Regions from separate parts of the Homo sapiens genome. Here all the other regions are linked to region 2. A link is an interaction called in ENCODE POLR2A ChIA-PET data of the cell type or tissue named here. Cell type or tissue: PC-9. All regions are shown on one strand. Each heading gives the region's core, and the rest is flanking DNA. Links, peaks and the distances in the headings are about the cores only.

What was found. Peaks named below come from ENCODE experiments on the same cell type or tissue, not always from the same donor. Only the 100,000 strongest peaks of a DNase experiment are listed, where the experiment ranks them.
Region 1: POLR2A ChIA-PET joins it to region 2 with 14 read pairs; 3 of 35 experiments call an interaction of 5 or more read pairs at or near these places.
Region 3: POLR2A ChIA-PET joins it to region 2 with 36 read pairs; 2 of 35 experiments call an interaction of 5 or more read pairs at or near these places.

Annotation. Positions count from the first base shown.
Region 1 is chr5:55,464,868-55,469,867 of GRCh38, forward strand. It overlaps PLPP1 (phospholipid phosphatase 1), which reads right to left. Exons shown (of 6, transcript NM_003711.4): 3 at 3,002-3,282. Among named protein-coding and RNA genes, the nearest start is that of MIR5687, 42 kb to the right of the region's middle. In PC-9, for the core only: no CTCF peak of the experiment used is centred there; no DNase peak of the experiment used is centred there.
Region 2 is chr5:55,297,659-55,305,550 of GRCh38, forward strand. DHX29 (DExH-box helicase 29) reads right to left here. Exons shown (of 27, transcript NM_019030.4): 2 at 933-1,006. Among named protein-coding and RNA genes, the nearest start is that of DHX29, 6.1 kb to the right of the region's middle. In PC-9, for the core only: no CTCF peak of the experiment used is centred there; no DNase peak of the experiment used is centred there; H3K4me3 peaks cover 238 bases; H3K27ac peaks cover 1,027 bases.
Region 3 is chr5:56,702,370-56,710,750 of GRCh38, forward strand. No RefSeq gene overlaps it. Among named protein-coding and RNA genes, the nearest start is that of C5orf67, 100 kb to the left of the region's middle. In PC-9, for the core only: no CTCF peak of the experiment used is centred there; no DNase peak of the experiment used is centred there.

The sequences.
Region 1 (5,000 bases), core at 1-5,000, 160 kb after region 2:
GTAATGGTAAATAACTTTACAAATTTATTCAATTGTACACTTAAAATGGGCAAAATTTTATGTCATGTGAATTATACCTCAAAAAAGCTATTTAAAAGAGTAGTTCGACTAGTATCTATTCTATTTTTTTCCTTTGTGATTTAAATCCTATAAGTGTTTTTTTATGTGGGGCGGAGGTGGTTTTTTTTTTTTTTGAGACAGAGTCTCATCCTGTTACACAGGCTGGAGTGCAGTGGCGCAATCTCTGCTCACTGCAACCTCTGCCTCCGGGGTTCAAGCGATTCTCCTGCCTCAGCCTCCCAAGTAGCTGGGATTACAGGTGTGCGGCCACCATGCCCAGCTACTTTTTGTATTTTTAGTAGAGACAGGGTTTCACCATGTTGGCCAGGCTGGTCTTGAACTCCTGACCTCGAGTGATCTGCCTGCCTCTGCCTCCCAAAGTGCTGAGATTGCAGGCATGAGCCACCACGCCAGCCGTACTCCTATAGCTGGTTTTATCATTGCATTCATAAATATGTATGGTATTTTTTAAAGGTTATATGGTTAAGTTATAGATGGAAGAAGAAATCATGATAATTTTATTCTATTAAATCGGGGCGTCCAATCTTTTGGCTTCCCCGCACCACACTGGAAGAAGAACTGTCTTCGGCCACACATAAAATACACTAACAATATCTGATAATAAACAAACAAACAAAAATCATAATGTTTTAAGAAAGTTTACGAATTTGTGTTGGGCCGCATTCAAAGCCATCCTGGGCCACATGTGGGCCACAGGTTGGATAAGCTTGTATCAGATTTTGTTTTACATGGTATGTTTTTACCCAGCTATTTGTTCTTCTTTATAATTTGTTTTAAATTTCAGTCTCATTTTCAATAGGCTTCCTCTCCTCCACCCAAGCCATTTGTTCATCCCCTCTGTTCCTACTCCTCCACTGAACACTCTGGAATTCTGGCTCTACTGTTAAAGTCTTCTATCTTTCCCTGTGTCTCCAAACTGTTCCCTGAAGGCTCTCTGTACCTCCTAGCCATCCAATTAAAGAGGCTTTCCCTAGGATACTGCTTGCCCTTGCAGGGAATGAGATCTACACAGCCCATACACCTTAAGAGTCCAGTATTGATGTTGGTGTTTTCATCATTCCTCAAAGCCATTTCTGGACCATTCTTCCTCTAGCCCCTTATAAAAATGCTTGTTCACCTGAGCTCAAATCAACACTATCACCTTTTACCAACTATTTCTCAACTGTCTACCTCTTCAGTCACTTTTCCCTCCTTCATTAAGACTTTACACCCATATCAGTCCTCCTCACCACCTCAAAGTTTGCCATTTAACAGCTTGATCTTTCTCTTCTTTGACCTCATTATCACCAAGCAAGTTCTCTTCCATTCTCATCCTTTGTTTAATGTAAATCTTCCCTGCCAGACTAAGGTCCATGAAGATGGGGACCAGAGATGTCTTGTTCACTGCTAAACCCCAAGCAAATACCATAGTATATACTCTAGTTAAATAAGATTTTTTTCATCCCCACTAAATACAAAAAATTGAAGCTACTGGCCGGGTGCCATGGCTCATGCCTATAATCCCAGCACTCTGGGAACCTGAGGCAGGCGGATCACCTGAGGTCAGGAGTTTGAGACCAGCCTGGAAAACATGGTAAAACCCCGTCTCTACTAAAAATACAAAAATTAGTAGGGCATGGTGGCACGTGCCTGTAGTCCCAGCTACTCGGGAGGCTGAGGCAGGAGAATCGCTTGAACCCGGGAGGCAGAGGCTGCAGTGAGCCAAGATCATGCCACTGCACTCCAGCCTGGGTAACAGAGCAAGACTCCATCTCAAAAAAAAGAAAAAAAGGAAAAGAAAAAAAAAATTGAAGCTATTAGCAGGCCCACGTTGCTTTCAAGAATACCAACAAAGACAATGAAGTATCTAGAAATCATATCTAAAAAAATCAAACAAACAAAGGATGTTTTACCCAAGAAAGTATTTGTACTTTGAACAACTAAAGGAAATTAAACTTGATATATAAAAAGATAAGGCTGACAATTTTGAAACTTGAAATGAGGAATTGGCTCTGCTACTAATTAGTGGCTTTACTTAGTGTTCTTGGTCCTCTATTTTTTCCTCATCTATCAATTTAAAAAGTTGGATCTTCTGAGTTCTAAACATTCTGTTTCATTCATGTCTAAAGGTGTCCCAGCATGCAGAAAGGAGCCCAATAAGGGCGTTATAAGACAGCAACCTGATGACCTAGAGCTGTCACAACCTGAACCAAGTTACCTTATAAAAAAAAATCTAAACAATAATAATAAACTAAGAATACTAAGATCTAGCAGAGCTTCATAAATAATGGTGGGACTAGATCAGGGTTCGGCAAACTTTGACCCCTGTGGCAGCGCTGTTTTTGTGAAGTTTATTGGAACATAGCCACATTATTCATTTAAGTATTGTCTATGGCTGCTTTCTTGCTATTAACAGCACAGTTCCATAGTTGTGAAAGAGACTATATGGCCCAGAGAGCCTAAAATATTTACTATTGGCTGGGTGTGGTGGCTCATGCCTGTTACCCCAGCACTTTGGGAGGCCAAGGTGGAAGGATCACTTGAGCCCAGGAGTTTGACACCAGCCTAGGCAACATAGTGAGACTTAGTCTCTACAAAATAATAATATAAAAATGTAAAAAAAATTATATATATTATATATGTTATCTGGCATCTTAAGAAAGTTTGCTGACTCTAGCCTAAATGATCTATAAGGTTCATTTAACATTCTTACATGCTGGCGATGAAAAAAAGAGCTGCAATAAAACACTTTTAAATGGAAGACAGCAATAAAAAAGGAAAAAGGCATGATGAGAGAGAACAATTCATACAAGATCAAAATTCACCTCCCAGTGATAACACTAACTTCTCTTTTTAAGTGCGTGGCTTATCTTCCAGTCACTGAAACCTTCTATTCCAAGAATATACAAGATTAAACAAGCATTAGCGATTTAACACTCACCTGCCTTCCTTAACTCTTTCTGCATTCCCTCGACATATGTAGTATTCAATGTAACCATCGCTGCAGTTGATTTTTGACCAATCTGGATCACAAACATCCAAGAAGTGAGGCCGCAGTCTGCCTATTGAATACTTGGCAATGTCAGTCAGGGACTGACTAGCAGCTGCACCAAATAAAAAGGTTCCAATGGCTTTGTAAATAGTGGCTATGTAGTTATTCCTGATAAAGGAATTTGAGTGCAAAAGGTTACAGTAAACAGACAGGGTTTCTCCAAGAATAATCTGAAAAAGAAACAGAAAAATAACATGTTAAAGTAGCAAGCAGGCACTTTAAACAAAACAAAACATAGGGGGAAAAAAGGAAATGGTAAATCGCAAAAATATCTTTGTTTCAAAAACAGTCCCAGCCCCTTTTTTCTTTACAATGGAGAGTCAACTTAGGATATCCAATTCTAAACCACAAAACAGGTGTCATATCAATGGTGGACATTACTTACAAAGCCATGGCTGGGACAAAATTATATCATCACTTACCTAAAATAACAAGATCTTATTTTTTTTTTCTTGTATTCAAATAAACAGAGCTTTAAAAAGTAGACAGTGATATATCCTGGAGGACAAAAACTATGGCTTGTCCAAAAAACAAACTTCCAGCCGGGTGTGGTGGCTCATGCCTGTAATCCCAGCACTTTGGGAGCCCGAGGGAGGTGGATCACCCAAGGTCAGGAGTTCGAGACCAGCCTGGCCAACATGGTAAAACCCTGTCTCTACTAAAAATACAAAAAATCAGTCAGGCATGAAGGTGGGTGCCTGTAATCCCAGCTACTTCGGAGGCTAAGGCAGGAGAATCACTTGAACCTGGGAGGCAGAGGTTGCAGTGAGCCGAGATCATGCCATTGTACTCCAGCCTGGGCAACAAGAGCAAGACTCCGTCTCAATAAATAAATAAATACATACATACATACCTACTTCCCCAATCAGAAACTCCTGTGTATAAGTACTTTTATCTGACAGAGGCTTCATTTTTCTCAAATATTCCTTTGAATCAAAGACATCCATCATATTAAAAAGAGTAAAATCATTTCAGGGAGGATTGCTAGAGGATACAGAGGGCAGGGATTTAGCCTTCCAGGTGACCTCTGCTGGGGTCCCAAGGGGTGGGACAGGATTTTTAGTCACTAATTTAAAAGTATAAAAAGGTTTCCAATGCTTTATAAGTTAACAAACCCATATCCTGAGAATTCAAAGAATACTGAATGGCAACATTATAAATAGTAACATTTGCTATTAAAAAAGACAGTAAGACTCTAGCTACCTGAAACCAAAATAAACAGTTAAGGCCGGGCACCGTGGCTCACTCCTGTAATCCCAGCACTTTGGGAGGCCGAGGCAGGTGAATCTCTTGAGGTCAGGAGTTCGAGACCAGCCTGGCCAATATGGTGAAACCCCATCTCTACTAAAAATACAAAAAATTAGCCAGGAGTGGTGGTAGGCACCTATAATCCCCAGCTACTTGGGAAACTGAGGCGGGAGAATCAATTGAACCCAGGAAGTGGTGGTTGCAGTGAGCCGAGATGGCGCCACTGCACTCCAGCCTGGGTGCGACACAGCGAGACCCCATCTCAAAAAATAATAATAAAAATTAAAAAAAAAAAAAAACCACTTAACCACAGAGCAGCCTGAACAGTGGGTTTGCTAATCTGTGTGGAGAGAATTAAGTAGCAAAGCTTGACTTGAGATACATTACTAGCTTCTCTGCTTCACCTTAAATTTATATAAACTATTTTATAAAGCATTCAAACATTTCCATTTAATGAGGATCAACTGTCTTCAGAGTAAGTCTTACCATAAGTAAAATAAATGGTTGCTTCCCGAAAGGGATTTCAAGAATCTGATACCTAAAATCCTTTCCTTACCTGGCTCAATGGCTCCTAGAGTTCCATAATTAGAATGTTTTAACTTTGACAATGAGACTATGAACTCTACAAGGTAAGGAGGAT
Region 2 (7,892 bases), core at 2,893-7,892:
CTTGGACCACCCTTGGGTTGCTGTCACAAAGATTCCTAAGTTCTATCCCAAACATACTGAATCAGAATTCTTGGAGGGATTTAATGTAAACCACTGCAAGCACACAACCTAAAAGAATGAACACTATACTAAAAACGGGTATAACAAGTAAAACTGAAAACTAAATATGTCGTAATAAGCTACACAAATTCTTTTGGCTTCTAGACTTTGATTCCTACTTTTTCCTACTAGCCATTTTATTTTCTGTTCTTTTGTTATTTTTGACCTAAGAGTACACAAGCATCTACTTACAAAAATATCTTCCCTTTGTTACTTTTTAACTAAATGCCTACTATAAACTAAGCACAAAAATATAATTCAGAAATTCACAGTCTAGCCCAGAAAATATATATAAAGAGACAAATTATAACCCAGCATGGCAATTCTCAAAAAAGATATATCAAGTAATAGTAGAACCACCAAGAAAATCAACTTGGCGGTTGATAAAGGACTTCATAGAGGTCACAGAGGTGACAAATAAAAAGGGGAAATAAGGGCACTCTACGCAGAGAGTACATGGGTAAAAGCTAGAAGTTGTAAAATCACGGATTTAGAAGAACAAATGAGATATTCATGAGATGTCCCATGAACTAAAATATTAAGTAGAGATCAGAGTAGCAGAGAGGAGGGTGAAACGGTATTCTAAGACAGACCTGAAAAAATGTATATGCCATGCTTAAGAAGTTTAGATCTTAACCAGGCCTTCCTTCATTTCTTACTGTCTCTCAACATATGTGTATGATTTACTTATTTTTAGTAGAGATTAGCTCTTAGAGTACTATTTACAAAAATTTAAAACACCCCATCATTTTCTTACATTTAAGGATACATCTTTTTTGGGGGAAAAAAGGGGGAAACATTTCTTGAAATGACTCAAAACCTTTGTTACTTACTTTCAAAATAGATTTATCCAGATTTGCAGGACCACTAGAATCATTTGTAGAATTAAAACTATAAATTTTTGGACCTGTAAATACAAATAGACAAGGCAATTTAATGATTAATATCTATTACATTATTTTAATTTTCCTCTAAAGAATGCTAAATATTAGGCCGGGCGCGGTGGCTCACGCCTGTAATCCCAGCACTTTGGGAGGCCGAGGCGGGTGGATCATGAGGTCAGGAGATCGAGACCATCCTGGCTAACAAGGTGAAACCCCGTCTCTACTAAAAATACAAAAAATTAGCCGGGCGCGGTGGCGGGCGCCTGTAGTCCCAGCTACTCGGGAGGCTGAGGCAGGAGAATGGCGTGAACCCGGGAAGCGGAGCTTGCAGTGAGCCGAGATTGCGCCACTGCAGTCCGCAGTCCGGCCTGGGCGACAGAGCGAGACTCCGTCTCAAAAAAAAAAAAAAAAAAAAAAAGAATGCTAAATATTAAATATTTGATTTCAGCTTTTTTCCCCAATACTTCACCAAATAACTCAATCTAGTAGCTAGCAATATCCTCTCTAAATTTTCAACATTTTACCAATTAGCATTACTCCATGTTAACCAGTTTCTCATAAAATGCAAATGCCTACATATCTTTTAGGTTAAATCTATCTTTATCCTCATATCTTTTAGTCAGATGCTTTTCTCCTGGCACTTAGCTGAGGCAAAACTTCTAAGATATGATTGTTGGCAGAGTAGATGGACAATTTTAAAGAGAAAGCACTCTTTCTTGAAGGTGGTATGCTAAGTGAAAAGGGAGGTGGGAGTTCCTATCATCTTTTCTCCTTGAACTCAAGTCCAGGGTTGCTATAGTTTCCTAGGGCTGCCATAACAAATTACCACAAACTTGATGGCTGAATACAGCAGAAATTTATTCTCTCACAATTCTGGAAGCTAGAACTCCAAAATCATGGTGTGAGCAGGACCATGCTCTCTCTGAAGGCTCTAGGTAAGAATCGTTCCTTCCCCCTTCCAGCTTCTGGTGGCAGCATAACACCAGTCTCTGCCTCCTCATTCACACGGCCTTCTTCCCTTTCTCTGTGTCCAAATGTCCCTCTCCTTTCTCTTGACATTCATTATTGGATTTAGGAATCACCCTAAATCTAGTATAATTTCATCTCAAGATCCACAGATCTGTAGAGCTTATTTCCAAACAAGGTCACATTCTGAGGTTCCAGGTGGACATGAATATTTGGGGGGACACTACTCACTCAACCCACTACAGTTGCCAAGTCTGTTCCAGTGAACAGAAACGCTGTCTAGTCTCAGTCCTTTAACAATGAGTAACCAGGAAACAACACACATTATTTTCAAACTTTTGGTCTCATGACCCCTTACTCTCTTAAAAATTACTGAGGATCCAAATAGTTTTTGTTTATGTGGGTTATGTCTATTGATACTTAGTATATTATAAATTAAAAGGGAAATTTTAAAACATTCATTCACCAAAAATAATAAATCTGGCCAGGCGCAGTGGCTCATGCCTGTAATCCCAGCACTTTGGGAGGCTGAGGTAGGAGGATCTCTTGAGCCCAGGAGTTTGAGAGCAGTCTGGGCAATATAGTGAGACTTTGCCTCTACAAAAATTATCCAGCTGTGGTAGCACATGTCTGAAGTCCCAGGTACTCAAGAGGCTGAGGCAGGAAAACTGCTTGAACCCAGGAGTTCAAGGCTGCAGTAGTAGCTACAGTGAGCTGTGACTGCAACACTGCACTCCAGCCTGGGCAACAGAGTGAGACCCTGTCTCTAATAATAATAATAATAGGCCAGGTGTGGTGGCTCATGCCTGTAATCCCAGCACTTGGGACGCGGAGGCGGGCAGATCACATGAGGTCAGGAGTTTGAGACCAGCCTGGCCAATATGGCAAAACCCCATTTCTAGTAAAAATACAAAAATTAGCTGGGCCTGGTGATGCATGCCTGTAATCCCAGCTACTTGGGAAGCTGAGGCAGGAGAACTGCTTTAACCCAGGAGGCAGAGGTTGCAGTGAGCCGAGACTGCACCACTGCACTCTGGCCTGGGAGACAGAGCGAGACTCTGTCTCAAAAAAACAAAAGGACCTCAACAAAATAATAAAAATAAACCTGTTCCATTAATATAAATGATGCTTAAGATGAAATGTGACTATATTTTTCAAGACAAAAAATAATATCCGTTTTTGCAAATCTCTTTAATATCTGGTATCTTAGTCTGCTCAGACTGCCACAACAAAATACCACAGACTGCTGGATGGCTTCACCATCAGAAATTTATTTCTCATAGTTCTGGAGGTTGGGAAGTCCAAGATTAGGGTACCAGCAAGGGAGGTTTCATTCTGAGGCCTCTTCTCTTGGCATGTAGGTGGCCATCATCTTGCTATATGTTCACATGGCTTTTTTCTCTGTGCTTACTCAGAGAAACTGAGCTCTCTTGGGTATCTCATTTTATAAGGACACTAATCCTGTTGGATCAGGGCCCCATCCCTGTGATCTCATTTAACCTTATGTACTTCCTTAGAGCCCTTATCTCCAAATATAGCCACACTGGGGGTAAGGGTCTCAACATACTAATTTTTTGAGGACACAAACATTCAGTTCGTAACATCTAGCTTCTGCATTCAATCTGCCGTAACATTACACATCATGTAGCCAACTGGACAACCTCACTGCATAATCATGAGAAAATGAGCGTGAAAAATGGCAAAAACATCTCAGAATTATTATGAAAAGTTTTCACTTCATGGAGCCCTTGGCAAACAAGTCTCAGGTTCCTTAGGACCTCCTGAGCACACTTTGAGAAACACTGCTGTATAAGAATGATCCCAGGCCAGGCGTGGTGGCTCACGCCTGTAATCCCAACACTTTGGGAGGCCAAGGCAGGTGGATCACCTGAGGTCAGGAGTTCAAGACCAGCCTGACCAACATGGAGAAACCCCATCTCTACTAAAAATACAAAATTAGCCAGGCGTGGTGGTGCATGCCTGTAATCCCAGCTACTCGGGAGGCTGAGGCAGGAGAATCGCTTGAACTCAGAAGGCGGAGGTTGCAGTGAGCCGAGATTTCGCCATTGCACTCCAGCCTGGGCAACAAGAGTGAAACTCCATCTCAAAAAAAAAAAAAAAAAAAAAAACAAGAATGATTCCAGAATCATAAATCTAGTTGCATGGTTTTTATACACCTTAAAATAAGAAGTATTTTTTCTACTTTGAGACATTTAAACATTAAATGTTCTTATGATTTTAAAGTCAAAGACTTTGCTCTCTGCTGGGTTACATTAGGTTCTTCATTTTAAGATGGTAGCTAATATAATTAGATATTTTAAAAGAACAAAAGTTTTTGAGAATAACTACTTGAAATTAACTTGTACATCTGGGCAGTCTGAAAGAGAAACATTTGTGGTTCTCTGTCAATTACTGCTATGCTATAGTTATATCGGAGGTACCCAAAGCTACATGGCATATGTAAAAAGATAATAACAAGTCTGGTATAGTATTGTTAGTTTCCTTATCGTCTAGTCTCAAACTTTACCTTAATTCTAGTAATCTCTCCTATAAATTCATGTCAATGGTCATAAAGGAGAGTATATATTTAGTAGTCTTTAACTATTTCTGGGGAGTCTTATCAATTATAGTAAGCTTGTGCACAAATTTAGCATGCAGTTTTAGAGGTCCCCAAACACATCAAGAGGCCCCAGCTATAACCCTTTTAAAAAGTTACAGATAGATGAGCAGTACATTACCAAGACTACATGGAGAAACAGTTCAAAGTTCATATGCTACTGACAAGAGTAAGACTGTAAATTCCTTTAAAAATGCCAGCCGGGGCAACATGGTGAAACCCCATCTCTACAAAAAATACAAAATATTAGCTAGGTGTGGTGGCTTGTGCCTGTAATCCCAGCTACTTGGGAGGCTGAGATGGGAGGATTGCTTGAGCCTGGGAGGCAGAGATTGTAGTGAGCCACTGGGCGACAGAGTGACCCTATCAAAAAAAAAAAAAAAAAAAACTGGTTGGTTTTTAATTTACCCAGTTGAAAAGATTAAAGTAAAATTCTCATTTGTCTCCTCCAAACATTTCACCTAAGAGTTTCAACTGTATCACTTCCTTGAAGTTGGCTTATACTGCAAACTTCCAGAGGGTAAACAAAAGAGCTGAGTTTCTGAAAAATGATCAGAGAAATCAAGGAATCCTGCTCAACATTCACTGGGCCACGTTCACTTTTGCCAAGTAAAGTGCATAAGATTTATGACAGCTACTTTCCTTATTGCCTGGAGACTTTTACAATTTTTGGTTTTGTGTTTAAGATGGTGGAAGTTACTGGAAATCTGACTGGAAGTAAGGATGTTAGTATGCAATATCTCCAAGGCAAAGTATTATGAATTCCAAATTTATAAATGAAAGGTCATGGAACGATGCAACATATATAGCTGGCTCTCAAAAATATTTATTACATTAAAGTTGAAGCACAGACAAACTGATTTCCTCAAAATGACTCAGCTAATTAAAAAAAAAAAATCAACCAGAATCAGTTTCTTATTGCCCAATAATCTTTTCTTTTGCTACATATTCTTTTTATACTGTATTTTAAAGGAAAAAGCAATGCTAATGACCCACTATGACTAAGACATTGACTTTGAGTTGTTAGCACTCTGATTCCCTTCTGATCGACAGTGTGTACATCTGCAGAATGGTTAATCAGGCAAGGGACCCAAACAGGGACTCTGGTGGTAAACAGACCCAGTGCCTGTCCTCATGGAGCTTATATTCTGGAACAGTAATATAATTAGTAAGCAACTAATACTCAGATGAGTAATAAAGGGGAAGTGCAGAGTGCCAAGAAAATAGATGAGGGTGAATTGATGTAGTCTGAGCAATTAAGGCCTGTGAGGAAGTACACACTGCCAGGGCCGCCTGACTAATTATTTTGAAATGTAAACCAGCTAAAGTTTCTCCTCTACTTAATACCAACACCGGCCCCCACTTCCCATTGAACTTGCTCTGGCTCCTTCCCAGACTTCCAGCCACATTTTAACTTTTTCTTTCTTCGCTCCAGCCACACAGCACTATCTTCTTACAACATGTCAAACTTGTTTCCACCTTAGGGTTTTTAGGCTTGTTTTTCCCTCTGCCACAAATACTCTGCAGATCATCTCAGTTTAAATGTTTTCTAAGGGAAGCTATTCCTATTTCAAACCAAAATAGACCCTCCATTCTCCATTTAATGTTTACCAAGTCACTATTTTCTGTTCCTCATAGCACTTTTTCTATTTTAGTGACCCTAAAAAAAAATTTATAATGGCTTTCATAAATTTATGACATCCATTCCCAATTCTTATTCCCCTCTTAAAATTTTAAGCCTCAACTAGGTTCAAGGATTTTCAGAAACACAAGCCTCTTGGTTGGAAGAGAAAACTTAAATTACTGAACCTCTTATTTTGGTCTCAGTCATAACATGATAAAGCAGCTTAATTATACTTAGGCTAAGGAAGTGGCACTTCTAAAGCACAGGAATGGAAAGAAGAAAGAAAAGAAAAGAAAGGCAAAGAGAAGGACAGTAAAAGAAAGATGGGGAAAGGTCTTGCTATTTCTAGAACACTCCAGGCTTGCATCTCAAGGCCTTTCTGTTCCCTCTCCCCAGGAGACTCTTTACCCAGTCATCTGTGTAACTACTTTACCTGCCTCCTTTGCTTGCTCAAATGTCACTTTTTTTTTTTTTTTTTTTTTTGAGACCGAGTCTTGCTGTCACCCAGGCTGGAGTGCAGTGGCACAATCTCAGCTCACTGCAAGCTCCGCCTCCCGGGTTCACGCCATTCTCCTGCCTCAGCCTCTCCGAGTAGCTGGGACTACAGGCGCTCGCCACTATGCCCAGCTAATTTTTTATATTTTTAGTAGAGACGGGGTTTCACCGTGGTCTCAATCTCCTGACCTCGTGATCCGCCTGCCTCGGCCTCCCAAAGTGCTGGGATTACAAGCGTGAGCCACTGCGCCTAGCCACCTTCTTATATGATGCCTTCCTTCCCTGACCATCCTATTTAATACTGAACCTCTCCCCACCCTCCTCCCTATTCGGCCTCTTCAGAAATTCTTTCATGAGCAAATGAAATTAAAAAAAAAACAAGACTGGTATTACTTGTTGTGCAAGCCATTTGGTGATTCTGAACCTCTACGATAGAGGACAATTTTGACCAGCTGTGCCGTCAAATTGGAAAGATAAGGAGGGACGGAAGTAGAGTAGAACCATTACATCTACATTAGGAACTACACAGAGTTGAGCATTTTTCCACTTTTTTCTCCAAAATAGGTTTATTGTACGTTATACTATATATTAAAAGCACCCTAAAATAAACCCAAAAGTTATGTGCAAATTTAGTAGATAACCTCTAGTTTTTTTCTCTTGATTTCTTGGTCTTAATAATTCCTTTGAACTTTCCTTACCAGTTATCCAAGTAATTTTCTTCATGACAATATGCACAGCACTAGAGTAGATACTGGGGAAATGTTAACACATATCCATAAAACTGTTCCTACCTCCTGTAATTTTGTTGGATATATAAAACATATAATTCTTTACATATCATAAGGCAAGAACTAACTATCAAAAAGAATGATTTAAACAACTATGATACGTCAGTTGTGAATAGCAGGAAGAATTCAAAAGGAAGTTGTTATCTGAAATGGGTATTTTAAGGTTTTGGTAGATGATGTTAGGGACAGATTGCACTCCATGAAGAAAAACATGGCAAGAATAAATACGAGGAAGGAGAAAGCTAAGAGCTCCATTTGGAGAAATGAAAACACACCAGACTTGCTATAGTTGAATAGAGGAATTATTAAAAGGTTAGAAAGAGGGTTTTAGAAGCTAGCTAAATGATTTGGATTTTATTGCAAAGTCAGTGAGGATGCCATGGAAGAAAATAGGAAGTGTTACGACCAAAGCAGCATTT
Region 3 (8,381 bases), core at 2,038-7,037, 1.4 Mb after region 2:
CTGCTTGCAATAACATGGTTACTAAGTAGTAGAGACAAGATTATCCTAACTCCAGTCCAGCATCTTTCCAAGGTTATGCTTCAGTAAATTCCTCCAGAGCACCCCGAACAAGAGTAGAGTGAAAGCAAACCTAGGGAGAGGAGGTAAGGAGGACAGAGGCAGAGAGGTCCAGGAAGCATTTCAGAGCAACCAGCTCTAGATGTGGAATTTCTTCACGATGTCATATTATCTTGGAAATGCATATACATTTTGCCTCTATTCTATAATATATCCATATTTGTGCATTTCAATCAAATAAAGAAACACATTACAGGAAAGTGTACCATGTTTACTACCCAACTTTGCTTGCCAATCCCCCAAATGCACTCAGGACCTCAGTTTTGAAAATGGTGCCAGGGGTCTACAGAATGTTACAAGCAGACTAGCAGAACAAGAGCTAATAGGGAATTGACCCAGAAATGCTACAGAACATAATATTCTCTATCAAATGCATAATTATTAAGATGCATCAAATTGATTAAAATAGTCTCTACACTACAAATATAAGCAAGCATGTATTACCAAACGGTATTCAAGCATCAAACCTTTGTTTCTATCTTGAAGTTTAATTTGTAAGATGTTGTGCACATCTGGAGAGAAAATAACACAGTCCAAGAAAGGTGGAGGTGGTAAAAATCCAAGAATAAAGTCATTGTCATTGAGTGCAAATAAGTGCTTTTCTGAGACAATTTTCCTTTACTGTATAATAATTCCTTATTCATTAAGGGAAAAGTATAACATTACTGTTCTGGAATGTATCATATAGATGTTGGTATCTCTGCACTTTTCTAATCATAAACTGTTACAGATGGGTTTCCAGAGTTCTGTAGGTCACAGGATGAAAATCATTCTCCCTTGCCCTATCTCTCGTTCTTTTATAATCGCAGGGGTTTTTTTGACCTAGTTTTTTGTCCATCTCTAGTAGAGATACTCTTCTTTCCGACTTTCCCCTAAAGGGCTATATTTATATTGCACCTGATATTTTCCCCAACCTCTGAGTAGGAAGATGAACCTGGCAAGCATCTTTCTTCAAATCATTTATCATGCTTGCAAATGGCTGGCATGAGTCCACATTATTTCCTCCGCATTCCAATGCATGTTTTAAAGGCATCTTTTAATGTACCATTTAGGAAAGAGCTCCATACATCAAGAAACAAAAAACAGCCAAGGAATCTAATATTCTGTCCAAGACCTGTGAAGGAGATGCTGATATTGGTTCATTTGAATCAAGCCTTCTAGAAATGAATCTGGATATGAGTTAGTAGTGGATTTAAAAAAAGGAGTGTGGCATTGTCCTTCTGGGGCCTATTTCAAGAGAGGGGAAAAAAAAGACTTCATCTGTAAGCCATTTGAGAAAAAAACTGATGGGGCAGTTCTCTCCAAATGCTTTGCTTCGGCCTCTAACAAGAGAAAAGCTGCCACTTCCCTCCCATCTCTTTTTCCATCTTCTAATTCATGTCCTTTAAAAAACTTGATTGTGTAAATCACTACAGTCCCCACTTGCTCAGTTGTCCTAGTTTAGGCTGTCATTATTGTTCTCCCTTGCTGGAATGGCCTCCTAATTCATCTGCCCACCTGTGCTTTCTTCCCACCACAGTCTACCCTTCCCACTGCCCCAGAGAAAACTTGGTAAAGGACAGATCTGGTCATGTCCCTCTTGTGATTTAAAAGTCTCAGAGGCTCCCACTGCCTGCAGGGGAAAGTCCACACACACTAGCATAACACACCAAGTCCTTCCTGTTCCACCCCGCTCACCTTTCTCCCTCATCTCAGGAGCTCTGTGCCCCATGCCGTCCTGGCCCAGCCTCAGTAGATTGCTCATCTGCTCTCCCTTTGGTGCCCTACCCTCTTGCCTGTTGGCCTCTCAGAGTGAAAACCCTTTTCCTTTTCTCTGCTGGTTTGACTTCTACTCAACCTCCAGGATTTAGCTCATATGTCTCCTTCTCTCAAGGTTTCCCCAGCTCCACTCAGCATACCTCCAATATATTTCTAATTTAGCAGGTATATTTTAATAATTTTACTTTACCATCTCTACTCAGCCCCACCAGCTCTCAGAGGATAAGGACTATGTTTTCATTATCTATAATGCCCCCCAGGGGCACTAACTCCTATGAACATCCAATCTGCCCTGCTTTGAAAAAAAAATCTCAAGGAAAGAAGCTGAGAGATGTTGCAGCAGGTGCTTGAGGTAGGCTCCTGGTGGCAAAACTGGATCTGTTCACCATAGCTGCAGCTGAAATCAGGTGAGCAGAATGCATGTAGCCCGGGGCACAAAATATGTCTGCCACAGGCATGTTGATTTGAATAAGCATGGAAATGCAGGGTAGGAGGGCACGTCACAGGCCCCAGCCCAGCTGCCCATGCAGCATAGGAATGCTTTTACAGATTGCTTCAATGGGGAGCTTCCACTGTTCTCCCTCCTTTGACATGAGCAAATGATATCACCAGACAGCTTGTTGATGGGCATTTTTGCCAAACATAATTAATCTGATTTTAATGATAATAATAGTAACATTATCAAGTGCTTATTTTATGCCAAGTAGTGTCCTAAGAGCTTTGCATGTACAGTTTGATTTTCATAAGCACCATATGTGGTAAATACATTCATTAATTATACACCCATTTTCTAGGTAGAGTGTAGCAGATGCTGCCTGTGCCCTATCCACCTCCCCTCAAGCCTCCCCATTTTAGTGCAGGCAAGCAGAACTCCCCAATGCCAGCACCTGCAGCTCTTGGCCAGAGATCATTCTCCAGTACAAAAGCCCACTTTCCTGCAGTATGTTTGGTCAGAAGTACCAGAGAATTAACACCTCCTAGAAGCATTCCTCAATCAATGACTGAGAGGATTGCTTCTCAAGTGGGTTGGCTCTGAGTTATGTGGTCTACACTGGCTCCCAGAGTTCCCTAGAGGGGTTAAGCTCTGGTTTGTCTGCAATTGTAACACGCTTGATAATTCACCTGTTATTGGCTGCCTTACCTCCCCCTGCTCACTTTCCCACTCTCTTACCAGTGTTTCCTGGAATACCTTCTAGTATTTGCATTTTGAAACCTGATCTCTAGGTCTACTTCTGGAGGAACCTAACAAAGATAATCGGGCCAAGGCACTAAGAAGATCCAGGACTTGCCCGTGATGATTTCTCACTCTAGGGCCCACACTCTTATCCACTACCCCGTACTGTTAACTCATCCAGGTTTTCCCGCTGTAAAAACAAACAGCCGTCATTTCCTTCCTCTATGCCCAAATATGTGAAGACAGCCAAAGACTCTCCAATTCCTTCTGCCATGACTGTTACAAACATGGTTTCCATACCAATCATCCTCTCGTGAGGCAACCTCTCCCCTGCACAAATTCTCCACTTAAAATTAAACACATGAATTTTTTTCTGCTTTTTACCTTACATATTTCATCTATCTGCTTTTTATTCCTGTGCCATTATAGAAGTACAGAATTCAAAATATGGTATGGTAGACTATTCAATTTTAATCCTGTTTTAATACAAAAAATAAAGTTCCTGGAACTAGTTCTATGTTCAAAATAGCATCCATGCAAACAAAATGTTGAATTGGTTACAATGAATCTTACTAATATAAGTAATGCTTACATTAATAAGGTCTTATAAATGTGGCAAGATATGAATATTGATGTATTTATTAGGTATTTATTAACAGCAACAACAAACACTCTGATTTCTTCTGTGTATTTTAGTGAATTGCACCCTCAACCAGAGGTCCTGAATTTATCTTTGACGTGCTTCCTTCTCTATCATCTACGTCAGCCATAAACAAAAAGTCAGGCATCATAGATTAGCTGCACATAGAAAGCATTCCCAGAAGTAAGCACCACAGTGGGATGCACAAAACGTATTGTTGATGAATTTAAGGTTCTTGAACTGCTATCTGGAATCAGTCTATATACAACATAGTCAAAGTAAAATAATAAATTTAGGAATTATAACATGTCATAAACAGATCCTAAGATGAAGAGTCACAGAATGTTATGGCAAGAGGCTGGGTATGGTGGCTTATGTCTATAATCTCAGCACTTTGGAAGGCCAAGGTGGGTGGATCACTTGAGGTCTGGAGTTTCAGACCAGCCTAGCCAACATGGTGAAACTCCATCTCTACTAAAAATACAAGAATTAGCTGGGTGTGGGGGCACACGCCTGTAATCCCAGATACTCAGGAGGCTGAGGCAGGAGAATCACTTGAACCCGGGAGGTGGAAGCTGCAGTGAGCCAAGATCACACCACTGCACACCAGTCTGGGCAACAGAGCGAGACTCAGTCTCAAGAAAAAGGAAGATTATGGCAAGTGAAACTCTAGAGAACAACTATTTCAATTTCATCTTTTACAGAATTTAAGATCTTACAACTAGGTAGTGACATAATCAGAAATAGAACCCAGATTTCTTAGCTCTGAATTCAGTGCTTAGTCCACTTACCACAACCTGTTACAAATTGTGAATAATTTATTTTTCATCCTAATCACAATAGAGTATCTTTGCATACCAAGTCACTAATTCATCTCCTATGATGACCGATACCTGGTTTGAAGTAATACATGAAACTAATTAAATGTTTGTCACAGAAATTTAGAATTAAGGACAATGAGGGACTGAATCAATGAGGGACTGAGCCAGTGGATGGCACTTGAATTGAGATGTCATGCTAAACAGTAAATTTAGAATTTAAATTTAAATAAGATCGATGTAAGTGACAACGCAGAGCCCCCAAGAAACAGAGAATAGTCTGAGCCTCACTTTCCCAGACCAGTTCTTCTGAGAGCTGGTGATATTTATACTTCATGAAGCTTATTTGTTTTTTGTTTGTTCGTTTGTTTGTTTTTTGAGACGGAGTCTTGCTCTGTTGCCCAGGCTGGAGTGCAGTGGTGTAATCTCCACTCACTGCAAGCTCTGCCTCCTGGGTTCACACCATTCTCCTGCCTCAGCCTCCTGAGTAGCTGGGACTACAGGCGCTCGCCACCACACCTGGATAATTTTTTCTATTTTTAGTAGAGATGGGGTTTCACCATGTTAGCCAGGATGGTCTCAGTCTCCTGACCTTGTGATCTGCCTGCCTCAGCCTCCCCAAGTGCTGGGATTACAGGCGTGAGCCACCGTGCCCAGCTGCTTATTTGTATTTTTAAAGTAATATCCTTTAACACATTTACTTGGGCTAGTTTGAGTATGTATCTCTTCCTGTAACCAAAAGTCCTGGATAGAAGACTCTTCCCTCTTCTTGCTACTAAGCTAAACAACTACTTTTTAAAAAATGGGTGTCAGATAATGGAATAGTAAGAATGGCCATTGGAATTAGCATGAAGAACTGAATCAGAATGAATGAAGTAGGAGACTAAGTTTAACCAAATACCAGCTGTGGTTGGAGAATGTTGTTGTATGGGGAAAAGAGGCTGATATTCCTAAGTCCTTTAGCAAGTTTAGAAGCAGGCCCTTGATAGTAGAAATGTATGAGAGTCTTCAAGAGGCCCATCTGCTGTTGGCTGTCTTCAAGAGACCCAACTCACGTGGAATTATACCCACAGGCTCAAAGTAGAGTTGAAGAAAGATCTATCACATTAACAGAAAACAAAAAGGAGGAGGGGTCACTATTCTTATAACAGACAAAACAGACTTTAACAGTGAAAGGGGACAAAGAAAGGCATTACATGATAAAGGGTTCAACAAGAAGACTTAACTGTCCTAAGTATTATACACCCGACACTGAAGCACCCAGATTCATAAAACTACTACTTCTACGCCTATGAAAAGACTTAGCCACACAATAATAGTGGTGGACTTCAACACCCCACAGATAACATTAGACAGATCATTGAGGCAGAAAACTAACAAAGAAATTCTGGACTTAAATTTGACACTTGACCAATTGAACCTAACAAACATCCGCACAATACTCCACCCATAAGTCACAGAACATACATTCTTTTTCATCTGCACATAGAACGTACTCCAAGATCCACATGCTCAGCCATAAAGCAAGTCTCGATAAATTAAAAATCAAAATCACTCACGCCTGTAATCCCAGCACTTTGGGAGGCCGAGGCGGGTGGATCATGAGGTCAGGAGATCAAGACCATCCTGGCTAACAAGGTGAAACCCCGTCTCTACTAAAAATACAAAAAATTAGCCGGGCGCGGTGGCGGGCGCCTGTAGTCCCAGCTACTCGGGAGGCTGAGGCAGGAGAATGGCGTGAACCCGGGAAGCGGAGCTTGCAGTGAGCCGAGATTGCGCCACTGCAGTCCGCAGTCCGGCCTGGGCGACAGAGCGAGACTCCGTCTCAAAAAAAAAAAAAAAAAAAAAAAAAAATCAAAATCACGTCAATCATATTCTCTGACCAGTGGAATAAAAGTAGAAACTAATACCAAGATCTCCCAAAACACACAATTACATGGAAATTAAACAACTTGCTCCTGAATGACTTTTGGGTAAACAATAAAATTAAGGCAGAAATCAGCAAATTCTTTTAAATAAATGCAAATACGAACATAACACAGCAAAATCTCTAGGATGCAGCAAAAGCAATGCTAAGAGGAACGTTTATAGTGCTAAACGCCTACCTCAAAAAGTTAGAAAGATCTCAAAGTAATGATCTACTGTCACACCTAGAGGAACTAGAAAAACAATAATAAACTAACCCCAAAGTTAGCAGAAGTAAAGAAATAACTATAATCAGGGCAGAACTAAATGAAATTGAGACCCCAAAATCCATACAAAAAATCAATGAAACAAAAAGTTGGTTCATTGAAAGTATGAGCAAAATCAATAGATCACCAGCTAGATTAGCATGGAAAAAAAGAGAAGATTCAAATAAGCATAGTTGGAAATGACAAAGGTGACATTGCAACCAATCCCACAGAAATACAAAAGATCCTCAGAGACTATTGTGAAAACCTCTATGCATACAAACTAAAAAATCTAGAGGAAACAGATTAATTTCTGAAAACACACAAGCTCCCAAGATTTAATCATAAACAAATTGAGACCCTGAACAGTCCAATATCAAGTCCAAAATTGAATCAGTAATGAAAAAAAAAAACCTACCAACCAAAAAAAGATGGATTCATAGCCAAATTCTACTAGACATACAAAGAAGAGCTGGTACCAATTCAACTGAAACTATCGCCAAAAAATCGAGGAGGAGGGACTCCTCCGTAAGTCATTCCATGAAGCCAGCATATCCTGATATGAATACCTGGAAAAAACATAATGAAAAAAGAAAACTGCAGGCCAATATCTCTGATGAACATAGATGCAAAAATCCTCAACAAAATACTAGCAAACCAAATCCAGCAGCACATCAAAAAGTTAATTCACCACAATCAAGTAATCTTCATTCCTGAGATGAAAAATTGGTTCAACATATGCAAATCAATAAATGTGATTCACTACATAAACAGAATTAAAACCAAAAACAATATGATCATCTCAATGGACGCAGAAAAAGCCTTCACTAAAATCCAACATCTCTTCATGATAAAAAACCCTCAACAAAGTAGGCATCAAAGTAAAATACTTCAAAATAATAAGAGCCGTCTATGACCACAGACAACATCACAATGAATGGGCAAATACTGGAAGCATTCCTCTTGAAAACTGGAACAAGAAAAGGATACCCACTGTCACCACTCCTATTCAAGATAGTACTGAAAGTCCTAACCAGAGCAGTCAGGCAAAAGAGAGAAATAAAATCATCCAAGTAGGAAAATAAGTAGTCAAACTACCTTTCTTTGCTGACAATATGATTCTATACCTAGAAAACTAAGGACTCTGGCAAAAGCCTCCTGGAACCAGTAAATAACTTCAGTAAAGTTGCAGGATACAAAATCAATGCACACAAATTAGTAGCATTTCTATACACCAATAATGTTCAAGCTGAGAGCCAAATCAAGAATACAATCCCTCTTACAATAGCCACACAAAAAAGGAAATACCTAGGAATACGTCTAACCAGGGAGGTGAAAGATGTCTATAAGAAGAACTATAAAACACTGCTGAAATAAATCATAGATGACACAAACAAATGGAAAATCATTCTGTGCTCATGAATTAGAAGAATTAACATTGTTAAAATGGCCATACTGTCTAAAGCAATCGACAGATTCAACACTATTCTTATCAAACTGCCAATGTCATTTTTCACAGAATTAAAAAAAAACTATTTTAAAATTCATATGGAACCAAAAAAGAGCTCAACTAGCCAAAGCACTCCTAAGCAAAAAGATCAAACCCCAAGGCATCACATTACCAGACATCAAACTATACTATAAAGCTACAGTAACCAAAACAGCTTGGTGCTGGTACAAAAACAGACACATACACCAATGGG